2 separate regions of the Homo sapiens genome follow, and region 2 is linked to region 1. The links are chromatin loops, found by intact Hi-C in ENCODE. Cell type or tissue: ovary. All regions are shown on one strand. Each heading gives the region's core, and the rest is flanking DNA. Links, peaks and the distances in the headings are about the cores only.

The links. Peaks named below come from ENCODE experiments on the same cell type or tissue, not always from the same donor. Only the 100,000 strongest peaks of a DNase experiment are listed, where the experiment ranks them.
Region 2: it touches region 1 in a loop (2.7-fold over the local background); 44 of 110 quality-filtered maps call a loop at or near these places.

What each region holds. Positions count from the first base shown.
Region 1 is chr12:54,576,690-54,587,432 of GRCh38, reverse strand. It overlaps PDE1B (phosphodiesterase 1B), which reads right to left. Exons shown (of 16, transcript NM_000924.4): 14 at 10,732-10,743; 15 at 10,088-10,208; 16 at 8,194-9,573. The coding sequence ends at 10,105. It overlaps PPP1R1A (protein phosphatase 1 regulatory inhibitor subunit 1A), which reads left to right. Exons shown (of 7, transcript NM_006741.4): 2 at 3,113-3,173; 3 at 4,185-4,222; 4 at 4,638-4,701; 5 at 5,302-5,457; 6 at 6,383-6,489; 7 at 7,041-8,187. The coding sequence ends at 7,046. Among named protein-coding and RNA genes, the nearest start is that of PPP1R1A, 6.6 kb to the left of the region's middle. In ovary, for the core only: a CTCF peak has its summit at 7,558 (motif pointing left); a DNase peak (open chromatin) is centred at 7,522; H3K27ac peaks cover 427 bases.
Region 2 is chr12:54,961,476-54,972,485 of GRCh38, reverse strand. It overlaps TESPA1 (thymocyte expressed, positive selection associated 1), which reads left to right. Exons shown (of 11, transcript NM_001136030.3): 4 at 4,594-4,643; 5 at 5,250-5,303; 6 at 6,062-6,098; 7 at 6,335-6,433; 8 at 8,536-8,744; 9 at 9,244-10,055. Among named protein-coding and RNA genes, the nearest start is that of TESPA1, 18 kb to the left of the region's middle. In ovary, for the core only: no CTCF peak of the experiment used is centred there; no DNase peak of the experiment used is centred there.

The DNA of each region.
Region 1 (10,743 bases), core at 2,744-10,743:
TTGCCTATTGCTCCATCTCTTTGTAATCTCTGTCCATTTGCCTAGACATTCCCATTCCTAAAGAATATCAATTTCCCACAAGGTCAGTTCTCTGTTTCTCTCAACAAGCTGCCAGGCTCTGGCTGGCCACCCCCAACCTGAAAAAAACTTTGTGACCTCTTGGGATGAGGTGGAGAGAGTGTTTTTTGTCATTTTTGTTGCTCCAGCTGTTTGGTAGAATAAGGTCTGATGTGAAGGGAAGCGGGCAGGGGTACACACTCTCCCTACCACTTCAGCTTCCCAATGTGGAGATAGGGTTAGGTACCTGCGTCTCCGTCCTCTCTCTGGCCTGGGGTGAGCCACCACCTCAGAGCTCTAAGGTGTGACTACGGGAAGGCTCTTGGTGAAGCCTCACAAATCTGTAGAGGATGAGGAGGATGGAGAGCCATCAGCATGGGTTGTGTTCCCTGGGAGTCAGGGGAAAGGCTGCTATGCCTGGAGGCAGGGCATCAGCCAGGATAACCTCAGACCCAGGAAAAAGGGCTCAAGAGTCTGGACTGTGGAGGTTGGGGATGCAGTTCCAAGGAGAACTGCCTCCCACTGGCACAGACAGGGCCCGACACCTGTATCTGTTGGGTGTTGGAGGAGGCAGGTGTAGTAGGTGGGTAGGGAGGAGGAGGAGGAAGGCCAGCTGGTTCAGGGATCTAGGAGACAAGGGAGGGGCACAAGGCAATCCTGAGGAGTCAGAGGGAAAAAAGAGAGCCGGGACTTGGGCCTACTTTCACTAATCTTCAGAATTTGTGTCTCTTAGGCCTGAAATTCTTCCTGTGGCCTAACCTCAGCCCCTCCTGCTGTGTTAGGCAAAAAGCTCCAGGCTTGGCAGGTGCTCCTAACCCAGACCAACATGGGAGGGCAAAAGGAGTTGGAAGCTCTGAGTTATAGAGCACAGAGTGGCAGGCGGTGGAGGGGTGCCCACAGCTTCCAGATCCTTGGCATGACTGCTTTGGAAAGAAATCCGAGGCGAAGTTATCACATGCTCCTGAGAGCTAGGATTTGGGATAGGTATGAGAAAAGGAAAAGAGACCATCTACTTATTTCCCACTAGTTCAGGTGCCTGGGAGGTACCTCAGGAAGTCTGACTTTCCTCCTTCCTGCTGTAAGGGTATCACGATTCCCAAGGACTCTGAATGCTTAGAAACCTTGTCCAAAGCAAAGGAATAGGTCAAGGAAGTGATGTGTCCAAGACCAGACAGCCCTGCTGCCCTCTGTCATACTTGCAGTCTCTTTCTTGGGCTCCCCACTCTGATGTTATCTCAACCCACTGATCGCCACTCCACCCTCCTTGTCTCTTTCCTACTACCACCACCACACCCTGCCCCTCCAGGATGGAAAGAAGTAGAGGAGTCTTCTAGTTGAAGGATGGCCCCCACCCCATATACATGAAGCAGATGGTCCCCAGCCCATGTGTATCAGGAATGACCAGAGACGACTCACAGTTAATGTCTGTGCGGCTCATCCATGTGCACACTTACACACATACACAAAGGACTGGTACTGCGGGGACCTTGCAATGTCACCAAAAACAGATGCCACTGAATTCTCCTGGGAAAATGATGCCCTACCCCCACATACCCCCATTCTTTGCATCCTGTTTCTTCTTTGGAAAGAGTTCCCCCCTCAGGCTTAAACAGCCCATCTTACCATAGCCAGTACCCCCCACTTTTCTGGGCATAGAGAGGGGCAGTGTTCACCTCTGTCATCCCCCCACGGCCAGTGGTGATGATTCTAAATAATGGACATGCAAAGATAAGGGTTTGATCATTCAGTGTCCTCATCCTACTCCTCTCAGCCCAGGATAATTCTAGCCCTTTTCCCAGCCCCATTTGCCTTCCCTCCCCACTGCTAACCTAGAGGGTCATCCTCTAACCCCCATCCTTCCACTTGCTTCCAAGCCTCTAAAGCCTCCAGAGAAAGGGGGAAAACTACACCTCCCAGGAGTCCTTGAACTGACTTCAACAACAATCAACTTTATTGGCAGCGTGACAAAAGAACAACAGTGGGGGGAAAGGGGGCTCAGAGGCAGGGCAGTCAGTCAGCTTTATATGTTAATTTCTTAGACTAGGACCTGGAGCCTAGGATAAGATTTTTCAGCTACGCTTTGGGCCCTGACCAGGGTCCTGCCTAGGGCTCCTCCTTGTATTGATATTATATCTACCATGACAAGGATTCCCCCAACCCCATTTCTTGACAAATCAGAAAGGCAATGTATCCAAGGACAGAGAGGACATTAGGGAGTGAGGGGCACAGGCCAGAGGAGATGCACGTTCAGATCCTCCTCTGTGCTGTCCTCCCAGGCTGGGGGGCGCTTGAAAAGGATGCTCTCTCCAGGCGCTGTCACACAAAATGTTAACATCTTGCTTGGGGAGTGGGTTAGAACACTGAGAGAAAGCCCTGTGCCCTCTTAAGTTATTTCTGACCATTGATCCAGGATGGACGGAAGGACAGCAAGCCAGAGATCAATGCATTAGAGCAGATATGCTTAGATGGAGAGCTGGGGCCAGGACCAGGGGGAGGTGGAGAGACAGAACAGGGGAATGGGGGCATGCAGGGAGGCGAGGTGGTCTTCTGGATCCTTAGGATTAGCTCTCCCCAGGGGAGGGGGAGGAGCCCAGGGATGTTCACCCTGGTTCACCAATGTAACATGGCATTTTTTTTTCAACTTTTATTTTAGATTCAGGGGGGTACATGTGCAGGTTTGTTACAAAGGTTTATTACATGGTGCTGAAGTCTGGGATATGATTGACCCAGAGAGTGAACATAGTACCCAATAGGTAGTTTTTCAGCCCTTGCCCTCCTCCCTCCCTCTCTTTTATTCCCCAGTGTCTATTGTTCCTATCTTTATGTCCATGAGTACTCAATGTTTAGCTCCCACTTATAAGTGAGAACACGCAGTATTTGGTTTTCTGTTTCTGCATAAGTTTGCTTAGGATAATGGCCTCCAGCTGCATTAACATGGCATTTTTTGAGGTGTGTTAAGTAGGCTAGCCTGGATTATGTTACTGAGTGGTTTTGGGTGGGGCTTTGATGCTTCCACGTGTACTTGACCTCTTCCCCATTTCCCACCTTCCCTCAGATTCGGAGGCGCCGCCCCACCCCTGCCACCCTCGTGCTGACCAGTGACCAGTCATCCCCAGGTAAGCCAAGGGATAGGTTGCTGAAGGGCGTGGGGGCCACTATGGCAGCAGGTCCCAATGAGAAGATGGGCGCTAGATGGAAGAAGAACAGCTCTGAGAAGGCGGGGATGTCCTCAGTACTGAAGGCAGGAAGGTGGTGGCTAGATTGCAGAATATTCTTTGCTTTTGGAAAGATGGAGCAGTTCTAGGAAAGGGAGGGAGACCACCTGGCTCCTAAGCCCCCCAGGAATTGGGGTGGTCAACTGAGTGCTGGTTGCTGCGACAACAGCCTTCCAGATTTCTCCAGCAACTGAGATGCTGCCACCCCCACCCCCAGAGGCAGTGTCAGCTGTGAGGGGGAGGGACCGCCTCCACCAGCTCTTCACAGCCCCCAGAGGGGGAGGGGAAGGTTAGAAGCAGCTCAGGGAGCAGCTGAGATTCTGGTCACCAGCATCCCCATCGAGGTCTGGGGAGAAAACAAGTTCTCAGAGAATGGTAGAGAGCTTGACAGGAGTATGGAAGCGAGGGGGACAGGCTAAGAAGCTAGGCTGGGGTTCAGGATGCCGGGGTCTCCAGCTTGCCTCCAGCTATACCTTCCAGACCCTGCACAGAATAAATTGACTGTCCTCTATCACTGTTCCCTCCTATGCAGGGCTTAGTTCTGGCTGACCCTGGGGTGGGGGAATGATTGGAAAGAGAAAGAGACATGGATACTTCAGAGGAGGAAAAAAAGCAAAAAGACTACAGATCCTGCCTTTGGGGATCTCCAGGTCTGAGGCAAAGATGCAGACGCAAATTGACCACAGAGCCAAGGACGGGACTAGATGCAGAGGGATGGAGGCAGCGGAAGCACAGGAGAGGAGCTTCGGGGAGGAGGTCTGGGGCAGCCATGAGGGCCAAGAGCCTGGGGGCAGATGTGAGGGACAGATCAGGAGGAGCATGGCTGCAGAATCCCCTCCCCTGAGAAGTCAGCTCTATGGGGATCCCTGGTTTCCTGTCCTTATCACCCTCTCCTTTCCCTGTTCCCTTCAGAGATAGATGAAGACCGGATCCCCAACCCACATCTCAAGGTGAGCTGGCCCATCCCACTAAGCCCAGCCCAAAAAACCCCCACATTCATTAGGGGATTATTCCTTAAAACCCTGCCGCCCATCTCTAGGATCTTTTTGACTCCCGCTTCCCTGTACCTCTACCCCCCAAATGTGCATGAGTGAACATATACACATGCACCCCACACACACACACTCACATACACACACACACTCACAGTCTCCTTGCTCACCATTGTCGAGGTGGTTGGGGAAGCAGGCGTTTTCTTACCCCACTTTTTGAAGCTCACACCTACCCCAGGCTCCAATCCAAAAGCCTGGCAAGGCAGAGGAGGAAGGCAAGGGGGGCTGGAGGGCATGGGGGGCTAGAGGGCAAGGGAGGGGTCTGGAGAGCAAGGGGGGGCTGGCGCCCATCTGTGCTCTGTGCCCTTCACAGTCCACTTTGGCAATGTCTCCACGGCAACGGAAGAAGATGACAAGGATCACACCCACAATGAAAGGTTTGCAAGACCCCTCCCATCCCTTTTTCTCCTCTGTGCCTGAAGCTGAAGAGGAGACCGAATGCCCTTTGGAAGGGAGGTCGTTAAATCTGCCTTTATTATGGTAGAACTGTTGCTAGACGAACTGAGGCTGAAATCCCAGTTTTGCCACTGACTAGCTGGGTGATCTGGGAGAAACTGCTTAACTTACTGAGCCTTGAATACTACCTCATTATGGCAGATAAAATAATATATGTGAACTCACCGGCACAGTGCACAACATGTACAAGATACTCAAATTTTTCTTGAATCTAAATTGAGCCTTTCCACCTTCCCCCAGGGAAGACCATGTATCCCAGCAAGTGAGGAGTATCCCTTGTTCTTAAAGCCTCTTCTCCTATGCCTCCCTTATCTGTGAAGAAGAGTACTTTTTATGGTCTAGTTTTCATTCCTCCTTATTGCCAGCTAATGTCCCCTCCTTGTTCAGATCTCAGTGGATGGGAAAGTCAAACACCCAGCAATGTGTGCTGAGCCTTTAGTGGGGCTGTTGAATCCGGAGGCCCACAGGGGAGACGCTAGGCAGTCATATCCAGTGTTCCCTCCCTTTCTCTGTGTCCCCAGAGCTCCAGATGATGGTTGAACATCACCTGGGGCAACAGCAGCAAGGAGAGGAACCTGAGGGGGCCGCTGAGAGCACAGGAACCCAGGAGTCCCGCCCACCTGGGATCCCAGACACAGAAGTGGAGTCAAGGCTGGGCACCTCTGGGACAGCAAAAAGTATGTTCAGGCTGGGGAGGGCCCCAGGCATCCTATTTCCCAGCCCAGCAGGAGGCAAGCCTTACCCACTGCGGGGAGGGGAAAGAGTTGGAGCCTGGGAGAGGCCTAGTAGTAGGCAAAAACTGTCTCAAGGATATGGATCTGTTGGCATGTTCGGCATATATTTGAATCTTCACTTTTCCTTACTGAGTGACACCAAGCCCTCCCAACTTGAACCTCAGAGCCCCACTGTGGCTACATGGGGGAAACCCACCTTCATGGGAACAGCAATCACAGGCTAGAATCCTGGCTCGGCCACTTGCTACCTTACCAGCTGAGAGGCCTTGAACGACTTAACCTCAGGGTATAAAATGATAATGAGGGTGCCTGTTGCAGTGGGTTGTGTGTGACTATTAAATGAGACTGGCTGTTGACACAGCACCCGACACACACAGAGCATGCAATAAGTGGAAGCTGGTAGCAGTGCGCTATGTCCCTTATCCTAGATATATTCCAGAATTCAGAATGCTTCCAATTTTATGAAGATATAGTACATAAACTGTGTATCGCATAGTATTCCCGGCAGAGAACCCTACAATCAAACACATAATATTTCTGCAATCCAGTGAATGGTCTCACTAAGCAGAATAAAGACTAAAAACAGCCTCCTATGAGTTCATGTCAGGTTTAGACACATATTGAGTTTTGTTTTTTAAACTGTAGAGGGTTTATTCTTTCCAATTTGATTGAAGATTTTTTAAAAGTGAACATATAGTAGTAATTGTGATCAAAGAAAACCCTGTTGGTCTTGCCTGATTGCACCCAACTTGGTCCTGGGGCCCTCTCAGGGGCCACTGGGGTATGGGTGCAGTGAGGAGAAGCAGTTCCCTCCCCAACACCTTTATGAATGCCACCTCTTCCTCCCACCCCTATGTTCCCTCCCCAGAAACTGCAGAATGCATCCCTAAAACTCACGAGAGAGGCAGTAAGGAACCCAGCACAAAAGAACCCTCAACCCATATACCACCACTGGATTCCAAGGGAGCCAACTCGGTAAGACCCCAGGGCTGGGCTGCCAGGTCATAGGAGAGGAGGCTAATATTGTGGACAAAAGCAAGGGGCTAATATTTGGAGTCTAGGAAAAGGAAAACAAAGAACCAGCTTCAGTCCCTAAAAAGTTATTCTTTATGGTAAAAGGACTTGTATCTCCTCTGACAGACAAAAAGAAATGGATAGCTGCAGCAAGAAGGATTGAGATTAGACTTTGTGTAGGACTTCTGGCTCCTGGAATGGGTGAGAGCAGTAGGCCATGGATTTTTTGATAAAGGGGATTTGGAACCCGAAGGGAGATCCTCACCTGCCCAGCTGAAGTGGGCAGTGGCTCTCCCTGCCTGGAGGATGCATTGATGAGATAACTTCCTGAGCTTTGATTTCATAATCCGCAGCCCCCTGCATAGACTGGACACAGGAAGGACTGCTCTCAGACATCAGAACAAGCTTTCTGAGACATTAGATGTTGACAAATGGGATGGCCAGAAGGGGAAGGGACAAAATGACCCTCTGGCCTCTCACCTTCTCTTTCTGTCCCCTTTCCCCCATAACAGGTCTGAGAGAGGAGGAGGTATCTTGGGATCAAGACTGCAGTTTGGGAATGCATGGACACCGGATTTGTTTCTTATTCCTTCACTTTTGGGGAAAATCTCTTGTTTTTAAAAAGTGATAAATTTGGTGTTAGGTCCTTGGCACTTTCCTTCTTTTCCAACTGGGAGAATCCTTTCTCCCTGCCTTCTTGCCCTGCCCTCTCTGTAGCCCCCACCCTCCTGCCAAGCTGCCTCTGGGAAGGAAGAAACAGGAGCTAGGCAGAAGCCTTGAGCAGGGAAGAGTTCTTCCCTTAGCCCTGACTTTACTTGCTGTGGGAAGAGAGATGAGGGTCAGATAGGTGGGAGGACTAACTTCCAGGGTGCCAAGAAGGAAGAAAAGCCCCAGGTTCTCTTTTCTTATTGAGGAACGATCCGACCACCTCACAGGCCTGCCCTGCAGCTGGAAGACTCGGCGCTCTAAGGCCTGTGCCGTGTCCAGCTGTGACTGTGCGGTGGGCTCCATCTGCTGGACAAAAGGGGAACTGCACCATGGCACTTGGCCCATGGGAAAGAGGGTATGGTGGTGTGCCGATACCTCCTCGCCTGCCCTCCAAGCCCCAGCTGCCTTCCTTTTGGATTCCCAAGCTTCAGGATGTGTTCCCTCTTCCAGCTGTGGGACCGCTGTCCCTTATTTCAACCCGTTAGCAACAATGGATAGAGAACACAGTGGCTATTAATGAAGAGGCCCATGCTGGAGACTGGAAGGGTTCCCTTGTCCTAGACATTGAGGGGCCCAGATAAGACCAAAACCAAGCATAAGAGAAGAAACTGTCTCAGATCTCACGGCCAGGCCTCTCTCCTGCTGCTGTTTTTGATTTTCCCAGGTAGTGGGAGAGAGGAAAGGAGGGAAGGCAAGATTCTTTCCCCCTCCCTGCTGAAGCATGTGGTACAGAGGCAAGAGCAGAGCCTGAGAAGCGTCAGGTCCCACTTCTGCCATGCAGCTACTATGAGCCCTCGGGGCCTCCTCCTGGGCCTCAGCTTGCCCAGATACATACCTAAATATATATATATATATATATGAGGGAGAACGCCTCACCCAGATTTTATCATGCTGGAAAGAGTGTATGTATGTGAAGATGCTTGGTCAACTTGTACCCAGTGAACACACACAGTCAGGCCTGGTCTCCCTTCTTTATTGTTCTCTGGCTATAGCAGGGGTCTGGGAAACCAAGGGCAGGGGTGAGTCACATGCGTCTCTGCCCTTCTCGGGGTGGGGTAGGGTGGAAGTACCAGGGTAGCAGGTCTAGGAGACCATGGATGTGGATTTCGCATGAACAGGGCCCACTGTACAAATGCATGGTTGGTATTTACAAGAAAGAAGGAGGGCAGTCACCTGGACTTTGGCCTTTCCTGGGGCAAGGTGGGGGCAAGGAGGAGCCTGAGGAGAGGAAGGGGCACCGCGCCTGGCTGGGTTCTCTCCAGAGGACAGGAAGGCAGCAGCCCTGAGCCCCTTGTCCATCTGCCTTTCACCGACTACCCCTCACTTGTCTCAGGGGAGGAGCTTCTTAGTGCCTGCAGCTGGGCCAGTTCTGGGACGTGGAGAGGAGGGGACAGACCCTCTCTTTTAGCAATGCAGGATTACTCACCCTCCCCAGGCACCCTTGACCCTAACCCAGCTGGTGTCGATACATTCTGAAGGTGCTTTGCTGGGGAGATCCTCAAAGCACTTTACAGACATTGGTCGGATGGAGCCTCCCAGCCCCAGGGGAGAGGAAGGAGGCAAAGGGCTCCGGACTCAGGGCAGGCGACAAGCCCCAGGGGCCCAGACCAGTCCCAAGGAAGGTCCCAGGAAAGGCCTCCCGCAGCCCCTGGTCACAATGGCTCCTTTTGCCCCAGTCACTGTATCAGAAAGGGAGGGAAGGAAGATTCAGAGGATCAGGCTGGAGATGGGGCTGAAGCAGCGCAATTCTGGGGTGAAGAGGATGTCCTCTCCACCCCATTCCCAGGTCCTAGAAAGGTACCATGCCCTGAAGGAATCCACTCCCCTCCCCACACATAGGGCTCTGAAAACCCCCAGCTTTCTATCCTATTCCAGCCCTTCCCAGGGGAGGAAAAGGGGCACCCAGACCTGCCAGCTAAGATCTGGGGTGGGGGGCTGAGGGAACCCCCAAAATGTATTGCTTAGAAACTTGGAGGCAAAAAGGATGGGGGAGGTCCCAGGGGGCTGGCATCTCTGACCCTTCCCCAAGGCCCTGGGAAGCCTCCAGGAAGCTCCCCGCTCCCTGGCAGCCACCTGGCCATGAAGAGAATCCAGAGGCTGAGGGATGGGCACAGTGACCACTGGGAGCCTGAAGTTCCCCAGTCTTGCTGCCGGAACATTAAAGTGCACCCCAGTGGGTGTCAGGTGGGGAGGGGCCCTTTCCCCAACCCCAAATCTCTGGCATTTGGCCTTCAGGTGGGTTGTTTCTTCCACGACCACGCTCCCTTGGAGCAGATGGGGGAGCCAGTCCTGATGGATGGTGCTGATGACATCAAACACTTTGGACTCAATGAAGACCTGGGGAAAGAGGGAGAAACTTCAGTGCCCTGAGCTTTGCCTTCACCTCCAACCTGACCTTCCTTCTCCAAGTCCTGATCCCCACTCAGTCCCGAGTAGAGCTGTGCAAAAAATGCCCTTCAGAAGGGTGCCCAGCCAAGGGGGTGAATAGGGGCTGAAGTCGAAGTCACGTTCAGCTGCCCTCACTGAGCTGTGTGCCCTGGCTGGGCTCCTTTTCCCTAACCCTCCCTAAGGTGCGGTGCAGGTTAGCTGTCACCTGGCATGGGCCCACCCTGTTCTGCTGCTGTTCTGAGAAGGTACCTCCTTTGTTCCTGCAGGGACTGGGGGACAGAAGAGCGTGGGAGGATTTCCCTGCTCCACCCACACTTTGGCTCCATTCTATGTCTTCACTCGCTCCATTTTACTGCTCAAAAGGGGAGAGAGAATGTCGCATCCACTGGAGCCCAGAGACGACCCAACAAAGATGCCATGATAGACACCAGCTCTCCTACACCCTCCACCACAACAGGCTCACCTGGGCCAGCCCCAGGGCTAATCCAGATTCCCATTCTGGTTGTGTTCATCTTCGGCAGGGGATGGGGGGGCCTCTTCTTCACAGGGGGACAGCTCGTCAATGGACATCTGGTTGGTGATGCCTGTAGAGGAGCATAAAGGAGGCTGAGCTTAGGCCAAGAAGTATTCTTCCCCAGAACCCAAGGAGTATGTGGAGACATGTAAGGGATTCTCATCCATCAACCTGCCTTCAAGCTGAACTACATTCAACCCATCCCCACTTGGGAAGAGCCTCTCCAGCCTTGCTAAAACTCAGAACCCTCAACACCACCCTACCACCCCCTCACACAGGAAGAGATTTCCCAGCCAGGGCCACCAAATTAGCCAAATCTACAGGGGCACCATTTACAGGGACCACAGTGTGCACAGGGACCCTTGGGTTGTGGAATATCTGACTGTCTCTATCATCTCTACGGCCCCCATTCTTAGAACATTCCAGGCCACTCAGCCAGTCTTTCCTGTGATCTAACTGGTCTGATCAGCTCCACTCCCAAATCAAGGAGTCCGGCAAAGGGTTTCCCCAGGGGCTTAAGAAAAATGGACCTCCTAGTGCTCCATGATCCACCCACACAAGTTCTCACCCCTGCCCTCTGCCATGGTACCCACCACTTGCTGCCC
Region 2 (11,010 bases), core at 3,011-11,010, 380 kb before region 1:
AGAACTGTCCTAGGATTTAAAATACTTACCAGATATGTACAGGGGAAACAGTCAGCTCAGTTAATGTCCTTATCTCATTAACTACTCTTGAGTCATCAATTCATGTCAGCAATTATTAATTACGCTTTTGCTAACTGTCTGATTATCTGAATAACCTAGAGGGGTGCCAAGTAGTTTAAAATATGCTCATTGACTTAGAACATATTTCGTTCTAATTGAAAATAATAAATTCACAGAAATACAAGATAATAAACTCTAGAAATCATCTTTCTTCACTCATGCTCTACAAAGATAAACCCTGAACCAAAATTTATGACAAAAAGGTGGTCTGGTTAGTGAAAAGTCTCCAAGACTTGAGCCTAATTCTTGTGCTACTAAGTGTTTAACCAACCATAAGCTAATAACTTAAATTCTGTTCACTGTAGACGCCTGAGCTATAAAGTGGGACGCTTAAAATAATACAGTCTAAGGGTTCTCGTGAGGTTTAAATGAGATGATATATGTGTATGTGCTTTATGCTTTTAATAGTGAGTGACTGGTGAGTTTTATAAAGGAGGAGTTTATACCTACCTATAATTCCACAAAATGTCTGTCTATATCTATCCATCTATCTACATCTGTTTATTTATCAGAAAAAAAATTCCCAGAAATGATACATATTAACTCTTGGATAGTGATTACCTGGAAGAAGGAAAAGAATTGACTTTAGAAGTAAAATAAGACTTTAGTTATATCTTTAATATTTAATTTTTTATTTTACATTATATATTACTTAATATTTTATTTTTTCCGAAGCAAATATGGCAAAATGTTTACATGTGTGAAAATAGAGTGACTGGTGCAAGGGTATCTGTTACATTTTCATTATGTATCTGTGTTTTGAAAAGATTTCAAATATTTAAACTTCAAAATGGCCATAAAGAGTTAATCAACAGACTTGCATTTGTCTTTGGAAGGGGAATTGTTGGAGTCAGAACATTTTCCAATTTCCTCTGTTTTCTAATTCTGTTTAAGTGTGTAATACTTCTTAATTGCATGGAAAAGCTAGAAAAACTAAAGGACAATAATGACAATGATTGATAGTGAGAGTACACTTGACTTTTGGTAATAGCTAATGAAGAAGATAGAGGGAAAACGCATTCTAAACATGAGATTCTAAATTACCACAGTATTCCATGCTCCAAGGCCACAGAGGAAAGAGGATAAACAAGGAGCCCGCATTTACTGATTATCTGTCCACTCTGCCAGGTGCCCTGAGGGGCACTTTTCAAATTTTATTCCAAGACCATATAGTTTCCATTTTTCTTTCCAAAGCCTAACATCCTCTGGTAGCAAGAGCATCTTCTTTTCTGACAAGCTCTGCAGGAGAGTTCACCAACATCTCAGGCAATTTAGTGTCAATGTTTCTCAGTGCAATTGAATCTAGCGGCCGACTATTCTGCCACAGGATCTGATCATGCATGTCTTTGCAAACTATGCCTCTCCTTTTTTCTTTCTCCTCCTAAGCTCTCGGGATTTTCTGGGACATGACTGTGTTGCTCATGAATCACCAGAGGTGGGGTTGGGAGCCCAAAAATCATCTGTGTGGGCTTCAGCTTAAATCTCTGCAGGCAGGTAGCTATGGAAACATCTAGAAGAAGCTAAAAATAGCCATATACTTCTTCCCACAATCCAACCCCTCCTCCCTACTATTTGTTTATGAACTGCATATACAGAAAGAGCAATACCTTGGCTCTTTCATTTGAGACTTAAAATGATGCTAAGGAATTTTTCAATGCAAGGGTGGGAAAAGGGGAGCAACTATACATCTAGTCCCTGGTCATTGATTTTATGGCCTATCCGATAACCCATGGAAGGCCTGGGACTTGAGTGATGGACATAAAGTCTCAAATCATTGTGCTCGGTGAGAAAGCATCAATAGCTCCAGGCCCATGTCCACACTGCTGTTGTAGGTTCCACAGAATGCCCCAAGACCCACCAATGGCTATTCCTCATAAAGAGAATAGAAATACTTGGCAGATTATAACTAAAGAAGAGAAATGTAGGATAAGCACCCAATAAAAACTTGTATCCAATGAATACAAGTGAGTTTTGCTTTGGACAAACCAGAAATTTTATCAGTGACATTTTAAATGTAAATTGTATTGAAGTTCAGCATACATATCAGTAACATTTTCCTTTTTAATATAAATTATATTGAAGTATAATATACTTACTGAAAAATGAATGAGTATTAAATATGTAGCTGAGGCTAGGCACATGGCTCATGCCTGTAACCCCAGCACTTTGGGAGCCCAAGGCAGGAGGATTGCTTGAGCCCAAGAGTTCAAGACCACCCTGGGCAATGTACCAGTCCTCCATCTCTACAAGGAAAAAAAAACAACAGTTTTTTAAAATTAGCCAGGCATGGCAGCACCTTTAGTCCTAGCTACTCAGGAGATTGAGGCAGGAGGCTCTCTTGGGCTTAGGAGTTCAAGGCTACAGTGAGCTATTCTCACTGTGCTCCAACCTGGGAGACAGAGTGAGACCCTGTCAACAAATAAATAATAGGCAAATAAATAAATACATAAATAGCTCAATGAATTTTCACAAAGGGAATACACCCATGAAACCTAAAGCAGAGCATCACCAGCATTCCAAATGCCTCCTTTCCGTCCGTTTCGTTCACTATCCTGCTTCCAAGGGTAACAAATACCCTGACTTGTAACATCATAGATATGTTTGGGATTATTTTGAACTTTATAGAAATAGAGTCATATAACATGTACTGTTTTATGTGTGTTTCTTTTGCTTAGCATTATGTTTATGATGCTTATCCAAGTATTCGCATGCAGCAGTAACTCATTCTTATTATTGTGTAATATTAAGTTGTATAGTTATTATATAATTGTTTAATTTTATAATAAATAGGGATTTGGAGGCTTCCATTTTTTGGTTATCATGACTAGTATTTACTTGGGGGAACCTATGCAGGCATGTCCATTGGGTACAACCTAGAAATGGAATTGTAGTCTATTTAAATGTACCTCTAGTAATAGTAGGCCTTAGTAGTGGCACTACTGTGCAGCTACAACACAAGCATTAAATACAGTAGTAAATTGCAATATTCTAGTACTTGACTATATTAGCTATCATGCTGTTTTTAGTAGTAATAGTAAATATTACAGTTACACATGTTTGTAGTATTATACCACAACATACTTTATGTAATTATATATTAGGAAGAGAAAAATATATTTATAGTTCTAGGTGCATTATTAGAGTTACCTATTCTTAATGAGCTTGCCTATTATTTCATATTTTATAATGAACCTTTGATGTAGTATTTTTCATAAGGACATATTAAAATTCAGATTTTGGTAAACATGGTTGATTTTTTTGCTATTGAAAGGAGTTACAAGCAAAAGATATATCTATATCTATCTATCTACACACACACATATATATATATATATATATATATACATATATAAATATGTAGTGACTTATTTTGTAAAATTTAGGCAGAACTTGACCTACAGATATTTGGTTAGTAAGCCTATTCCCACTGTTACACACGCCATGAAGTGATACTCCAGTGGCCTGAGAGTAATCTGGATTGCTGGAGACTGATAAAGAGAAAAGCTCCTTTAGGACCAGCACCAGTGGATGCACTTCAGTTTCTCTGCTAACTCACGTTACTGACCCTTTTCCCCTCCAACCTCCACTTGAGATTACATTTAAAGCACCATGAATAACTTCCATGTAAAAAGCTTTAGGAAAGCAAACTCTACAAAATTCACAACATATCAGTGTTTGAAGTAGACTCAGATGATGATAATATCTAGGGTTCCAAATTCCCTTACGTAATATTTGAGAACAAAACAGCCACAATGAGCCAGGACTAGAATCTGGATGTGCTGATCACATTTCAAAGCCCTGTCACAGATTACTTCACACACCTGTTTTGGACAGAGAGAATTTCTTCCTTGTTTGTAAAACTGAGCTGTCTCTCACCACCATTTGTGCTGATTTCGGTTTGTTCTTCTGGTGGAGATGGTAAATGTTTGATAAGACCATGTCTGAAAATTTTAAAATATCTCTAACCAGGATACAATTTCTGCTGTTTCCTGAGTGACATGATATTCAGCAATAACATGGTTCAGAGAGAAGGAAGGAAGTGTGGGTAGTTAAGGTGATCTAAAAGTTTTAAGAAAACCTAGAAATTTATATTTGTGATTTGGAAATTATGGCATGCAAACGCCTGCTTCTATGAATGTAATTCTCCCGTTTTGCTTCAATATTCTTTCTTTCCTGTTTCACCTAAAGACCGAAGAATCATTGTTAAGTTGACTTTCGTCCTTTAGTCCTGTGGCCAGGACAACAGAAGCACAATCTAAAATATAGTGCATTCCAGCCCCAGTTTCCCCAACTACTTCTATGAATTTTTCAGACAAGTAACCACTCTGTCTTTGTTTTCTCCAACATAAAAGCAAATTAAATACTACTGACTCTCACTGGAAAAGAATATGAATATGTGTGAGTTTTTCCATGAAAAAGCTCCTTGGAAAATGTAGTAAGTGACTTCAACCTATAAGACTGTTTTTGGTTTAGATACTCTGAAGAAGGATTTTCTGAGGAAGCAGGACAGTTTATCTACAATGGTGAGTATAGGTTCTGTCCATCTATTTTTCTTCTACCTGGAGAGTGATATACCTGTGCGTGTGTGTATGTGAGTGTTTATGCACATATACATGCATAGGCATGCAAAAGAGTCCCTGAGTGTTCTTAAACTGGCTGCAAAACACTATTCGTGGTCACAAGACTTCAGGAAATCCAGAAGAAAGTGCTGGCTCAGAGCCCACAGGCTCACTAACAGTCATAGGCTATGTTCTGCTAGTGGTTGCTCAGATAACAACCACTGCTATAGGAAAAGAACTTTATAAAATATGTGTTTATATGGGTGTGAGTGCACATCCCCATATGTTTGCTGTTTGGCAGGGGATTGTGTACATAACTATGTGATATAGGGGAAAGGTTATAGGTGAATGCATGTATGATTGTTTCTGAATCAAAAATGAATATGACTTCTGAGGTGATATATGTACAGTTTGTGGTAATTTGACAAACGTGGGTATCTAGTATGATTATCTGGTTGTGCAAGTCTAGTCTAAGGGCATGTGAAGATGTTCGTGTATGCAGGGGTGTGCATGTGCATGTGTATATGTTCCATCCTGGTTTTCTGTGACCCTCACCTGATTATTGGACAGGCTTCTGCAGCCATGGGACCAGCTTTGAAGATGACTTGACCCTGGGAGCGGAGGGTAAGTGGCACAGTTCTCTGAGGTTGGGATGAGAAAACAGGATATACATTGTATGAATTCAGGATAGGATGGAAGTGCAAAACTTCAGAAAGAAACAGCCCATCCCTGGGGTCTTATCTACAGGGAAAGGGCAGTCTCATTATTATCTAATGTAAAATGCAGAAGGCATCACATGCCCAGAAACACCTCCTCATCAGCCTACCATGACTCTTACTGGTTCATCACTGGAACTTTCCTTTGGCCCCTGGGATGATAACATATAAAATTACTATAATGTTTGCTGCCCAGATAGCTTTAAGACTGTTTTCTGTACAGAAACTCCAAACAAGTCTGTGCATTGGATGTAAAATAGAGACTATACTGCAGGAGGAGAAGGACATCAGTAAAGAATGAAAGCACAGCAACCTACCAGTGTCTCCTGGGAGCTGTAAAGACTTGTGTAGGGGGACAGGAACACTAGCCAGGAAGGCCAAATGACTCTATCCTTTTTAGGACAGAGGGGCTCTTGCCTAAACATCAGTCATGGGTCAGAAGTTCATAGGGTTAAGGCCAGTTACTCTCTGGCATATCTGTCCCTATTCCAGAACTGTGTTAGGTAATCTTGAGGCCCCAAGAAGTGCAGAATTTATGGGGTCCAGCTAGCCTGTCATAGTCACAAAAAGAAACAGAGGGGACTGAGTTTTAGGTTCAGAGGGGCAACACAGGTGATTTTCATTTTCCCTTCTAATTTGCTCTTTGCTTCTCTGTTTCTTGTCCAGCCACACTACTGGCCGCCAATGGCAAACTCTTCTCCAGGTAAGTGTTAGGTTCAGCCAGGGTGAATGATGTCTCCTTTAAGAATCAGTGAATTGGGGTAGGTCAAAGAGATTAAAATAAAGAGCTAAAGATTCACATTAGAGAGTGAGACTTTCCAACGAACAAGCACTGCATAGACTACTGTTCAGGGGGTGAATAAGTCCAGCAGGGATTCCTCGAAGCCAGGGTGCAGACTGGAAACAAGATTTGTATGACATCAGCTTTGATCTCTGCAGGAGTTTCCTCGAGACAGCCAGGCCTTGCCAGCTACTTGATCTTGGCTGTAGTTTGGCTTCCAGCAGCATGACTGGGGGGACCAACAAGACTAGTTCAAGGTAGGTACTGAAGTTTGGCAGGGTGGAAGGGTGGAGAAGATGAGAAGCATAGGAGAATGGAACCAAGAGCCATTGCCTGTTTTTTCTGGGATATCTTACTGGAGCTTTTATGCACTTTTACTGCATACTTGAAAAATGTGACCATATTTGTTTCAAGAATTGTGAAAGACACAGAGGAGTCTTCTCAGAGCTGAATACTATGTGTAAAATACAGGTGTCTCCTCCCACTGAAACTTGTACCCCAGGAGGTATAGTACTGGTACCATCACAGTTCCAAGACTCAGAGTAGGTGCTCAGTAAACAATGTATTGATTAATTGACTAATTTGTTGACTGAATGAAGCAATAAAATATTAATTCATTCGGACAGGCAGGCCAGGCAATGACTGTATGGAATTTGAAAAAGATGAAGCAGCACTATTCACAATAGCAAAGACATGGAATCAACCCAGCTGCCCATCAGTGATAGACTGGATAAAGAAAATGTGGTTCATATACACGAATACTAGGCAGCCATTAAAAGGAACGCGTTCGTGTCCTTTGCAGGGACATGGATAGAGCTGGAAGCCGTTATCCTCAGCAAACTAACACAGGAACAGAAAACCAAACACCACATGTTTTCACGTCTAAGTGGGAGCTGAACAATGAGAACACATGGACACAGGGAGGGGAACAACACACACTGGGACCTGTCAGGGGATGGGGTGAGAGGAGGGAGACCATTGGGAAAAATAGCTAATGCATGCTGGGCTTAATACCTAGGTGATGGGTTGATAGGTGCAGCAAACCACCCTAGCACACGTTTACCTATGTAACAAACCTGCACTTCCTGCACATGTACCCCAGAACTTAAAACAAAAATGAAAATAAAAAAAGAAAAGATGAAGCGGACAAATAGCTTGATCCCAGGAGCTGAATGATTTCATAGGGTGGACAAAATATACACACAAATAACTCTTTGAAAAAGATGAAAAGTCAGGAAAACTAGTATGATATAATGAAAAGTATCTGAAATTTGAAGTCAAAATTTGAATTTGAGACCTGGTTCTGAGACTTAAATTTTGTCACATGACCAAATTTAGTAATTTATCCTCACTGAGCCTTAGTCCTAGTTCATACCCTAGTTCAATTTAATCAGAATGTCTGAAGATGGGATTCAAATATATGCATTTTTAAAGCCTGCAAAGGTGACCCTAACATGTAGCCATGGTTGAGAAGCACTGATCCAGTTTTACGCCCACAATTCACAGATAGGGAAACTTAGGACCATGGAGATAAAAGCTGGCAAGGACAAGAGTAGATCCAGGGATTCCGACCGTCCAGCTATTAGCTAAACAAGATGGTCCCTATTTGATCAAAAAGCCCAGCATACTTTCTGAAGAGAGTGATAGTGATTATTCAAAGCCTCAAATAATAACAGCTTCCCTTAGCCTCACTGTCTGAAACACAATTACTAAGCTCTAGTGTCACCCAAGTTGGTGGAACTCCGATTTAGACATAAATCCAGGTTGATACCATAAAGAGAGAGTGCGTGCACGGGATCTTCTGTGACACAGGACTTCTGTACTGAAAATAGTGCTAGAAAGGAGCATACCTCTCAAAATCAGGTTTTGGATGTGCTTATTGATTACTTTTTGCCCTAAGATCAAGAATAAAAATGTTTACCTTCAGGGGTTCTATGTTTCTTACATATTCATTGCTTAGTTGTCCCACGCAACAACCACTGGGGCAAGTCGGATGGCAAATTTGGGAACTGAGCACTTAATGATGCAACTGTGAAATTTATTTGTATCTATGCTGCTCTTATTTTTCAAAATCCTTTTATATTTACTTAAATTTTTATTCGTCTGCAATAAGTTGTTCAAAGTACTGTACTAAAATTTTATTCAGTTTTTATAACTAGGGTTGGATTGTAGTTTCCATGTTTCCAACAGATAATTTAGGTTCAGAGAAGTGAAAGCTTTTCTCAAAGTCACAGTGAAAAGTAGAGAAATGGACAGAAAAGAATTTCAGTCTTCTGACACTTTTATTAGATATTCTGATATTCTGAATTACCATGTGTCTCAAAGTTGTCCCTTATTTACCCAAACTCCCTCATTTCAGCATCTCAGAAATTCTGGACAAAGTGCAAGAAGATGCAGAAGATGTCCTCTTCAGTCTGGGCTTTGGCCAAGAGGATCACAAAGACACTTCTCGGATACCCGCCCGATTTTTCACCACCCCCTCTCAGGCCAAGGGCATTGATTTCCAGCTCTTCCTGAAGTCCCAGGTGCGGAGGATTGAAATGGAAGACCCCTGCCTCATGCTGGCCAGTGAGTGTCCCTCCCAGGCACCTGCTCTACTTCCCTTTTCCTTTAGATTTTCACAGCAGGGCTCAGTGGCTTCAAATCCTGCTTTCTCTTGGTTATCTTTAACCCTTTGCCTATTGTGTCTATTTCCTCTTATGTTGTCTTCAGTGAAGATGGAGAACTCTGTCTGATTCTTTCTCTTAAAGAAATAGCCTTTAAGAGACTTCAGGCCACTACTGCTTCCTTTAGGCCTTCTTGCCTTTCAGTCAATCATATCAGCATGATGTCTATAAATCTTATCCCTCTTTTTTGTTTCCCAGTTGGAATATCTACATGGGATGGGGTGTCAAGAAGTTACGAAATTCCAGAAAAAGAGTGTTAGAAATCTAAAAGGGAGAAACACTAGTAGGAAAATTGGAAGCTTCTCCCTGAATTTTGAGCTTTGGGGAGCCTCCTGAAGGGAGAGATTTAAGAAGATTTGCTGATGAACCCCAGACTTACCATCTTTAACTCTTGTACCCAGGCAGGTTTAAGCAGGTGCAAACACTGGCTGTCACTGCTGATGCCTTCTTCTGTCTCTACTCCTATGTGTCTAAGACACCTGTCCAAAAGTTCACACCATCCCACATGTTCTGGAATTGCAACCATCCAACTGATGTGCCATCCATCAGGATTCTGTCCCGAGAGCCTGAACCCCAGTCACCCAGAGACCGCCTTCGGAAAGCCATCTCCAAGATGTGTCTGTACACATGCCCCCGAGACCGGCCACCACCACCCCACAACACCCCCAAAAGGAACAGTTTGGACCAAGTTGTGTTGGAAGTGATGGACAAAGTGAAAGAAGAGAAGCAGTTCCTCCAGCAAGACTCTGATTTGGGGCAATTCTCACAGGAAGATCCTGTGCCCCCTGCTGAGGGTAAGAAGTTGCCCACTTCTCCCTATCCATGTGTCTTCTGCTGTGAAGAGGAAACACAGCAGAGGATGTCCACAGTGCTAGCACCATCCCAAACTCTGGATTCGAACCCCAAGGTACCCTGTTGCACACATTCTCTGCCCATAGAAGATCCACAGTGGAGCACAGACCCAGCTCAGATAAGGAGAGAGCTGTGTAGTCTACCAGCCACCAATACGGAAACCCATCCAGCCAAGGATGAGACTTTCTGGAAAAGAAAGAGCAGAGCAAGAAAGAGCCTCTTCCAGAAGAATCTCATGGGCAGGAAGGTTAAGTCCTTGGACCTGTCCATCACCCAGCAGAAATGGAAGCAGAGTGTAGACAGACCAGAACTGCGTCGGTCTTTAAGCCAGCAGCCACAGGACACTTTTGACTTGGAGGAGGTAAGTGGGTTGGAGGTGAGGGAGAGACTGGCAGAGAAAGGCTGTAGATTCTTTCCCAGAAGATGAAGGGTTAGAACCCTTGGGGGAAAAATAATCCAGGCTTCCTGTCCTAGCCAGATATACCACTTTCTGATTTCAATTCAGGGTTAATATACAGGGAGAAAGAGACAGAGGCCTGGTTTCCTAAGAGCAGTCGAGTTTTCAGAGCTCCTTTGGTAATACCTGATCTGATTGCCATTTAATGTTCCCATTAAGTACACCTCTCATCACCATTTGTTGTGGTCCTCATGAGATTACAAATGGAGAGCAGTTTTACACAAAGCTAACCACTCTTAAATAAAATAAATTCTCCCTTACCTTGACAAATATCTAACCATAAAGACCCAGAAGTCCAGATTTCAATCTAGGATTCTCAGACTGTTAGGACTTCTGTGCTAAAATGTGACAGTGTGAGCAGAACCACTCCCCAGCTCCTGACCTGTTCCCTTATCTTCCAGTGCCCAGACCTGTCCTATACCATAAGGGACCTTGCATGTCCATGTTTGGTTACCCGAGCCTGCACATCCAAATGCCACAAGCTCCCACCTACACAAAGAGCCATTGGTCATCATTTGGGCCTAGGCTGCATACACTACTGGAGAGGTCAGCCCTTGAGAGAACAGTCATCAGGCAAAACCAGCGCACATTCCTGCAACCGGCTTGGGGCCATTTGACCAGCAAACTTTGTGATTCTGGGTAACCAAAGAATGTTCTAGAAGGAATAGTGCAGGACTAGGTGGGCACATTCTCTAAGTCCACCAACTCTTCGTGTTCTCTAAGTCCACCAACTCTTCTGACCCTCTAAGACTCAGAACTCCTCTCGCCTGGGTCTATGGAAGATACTTCCATGAAGTGTTGGGATCTCTTTAAAAAGCTTTTAAATCCTTGCCACAAAAAGAAGCCGTGATTATTTGAA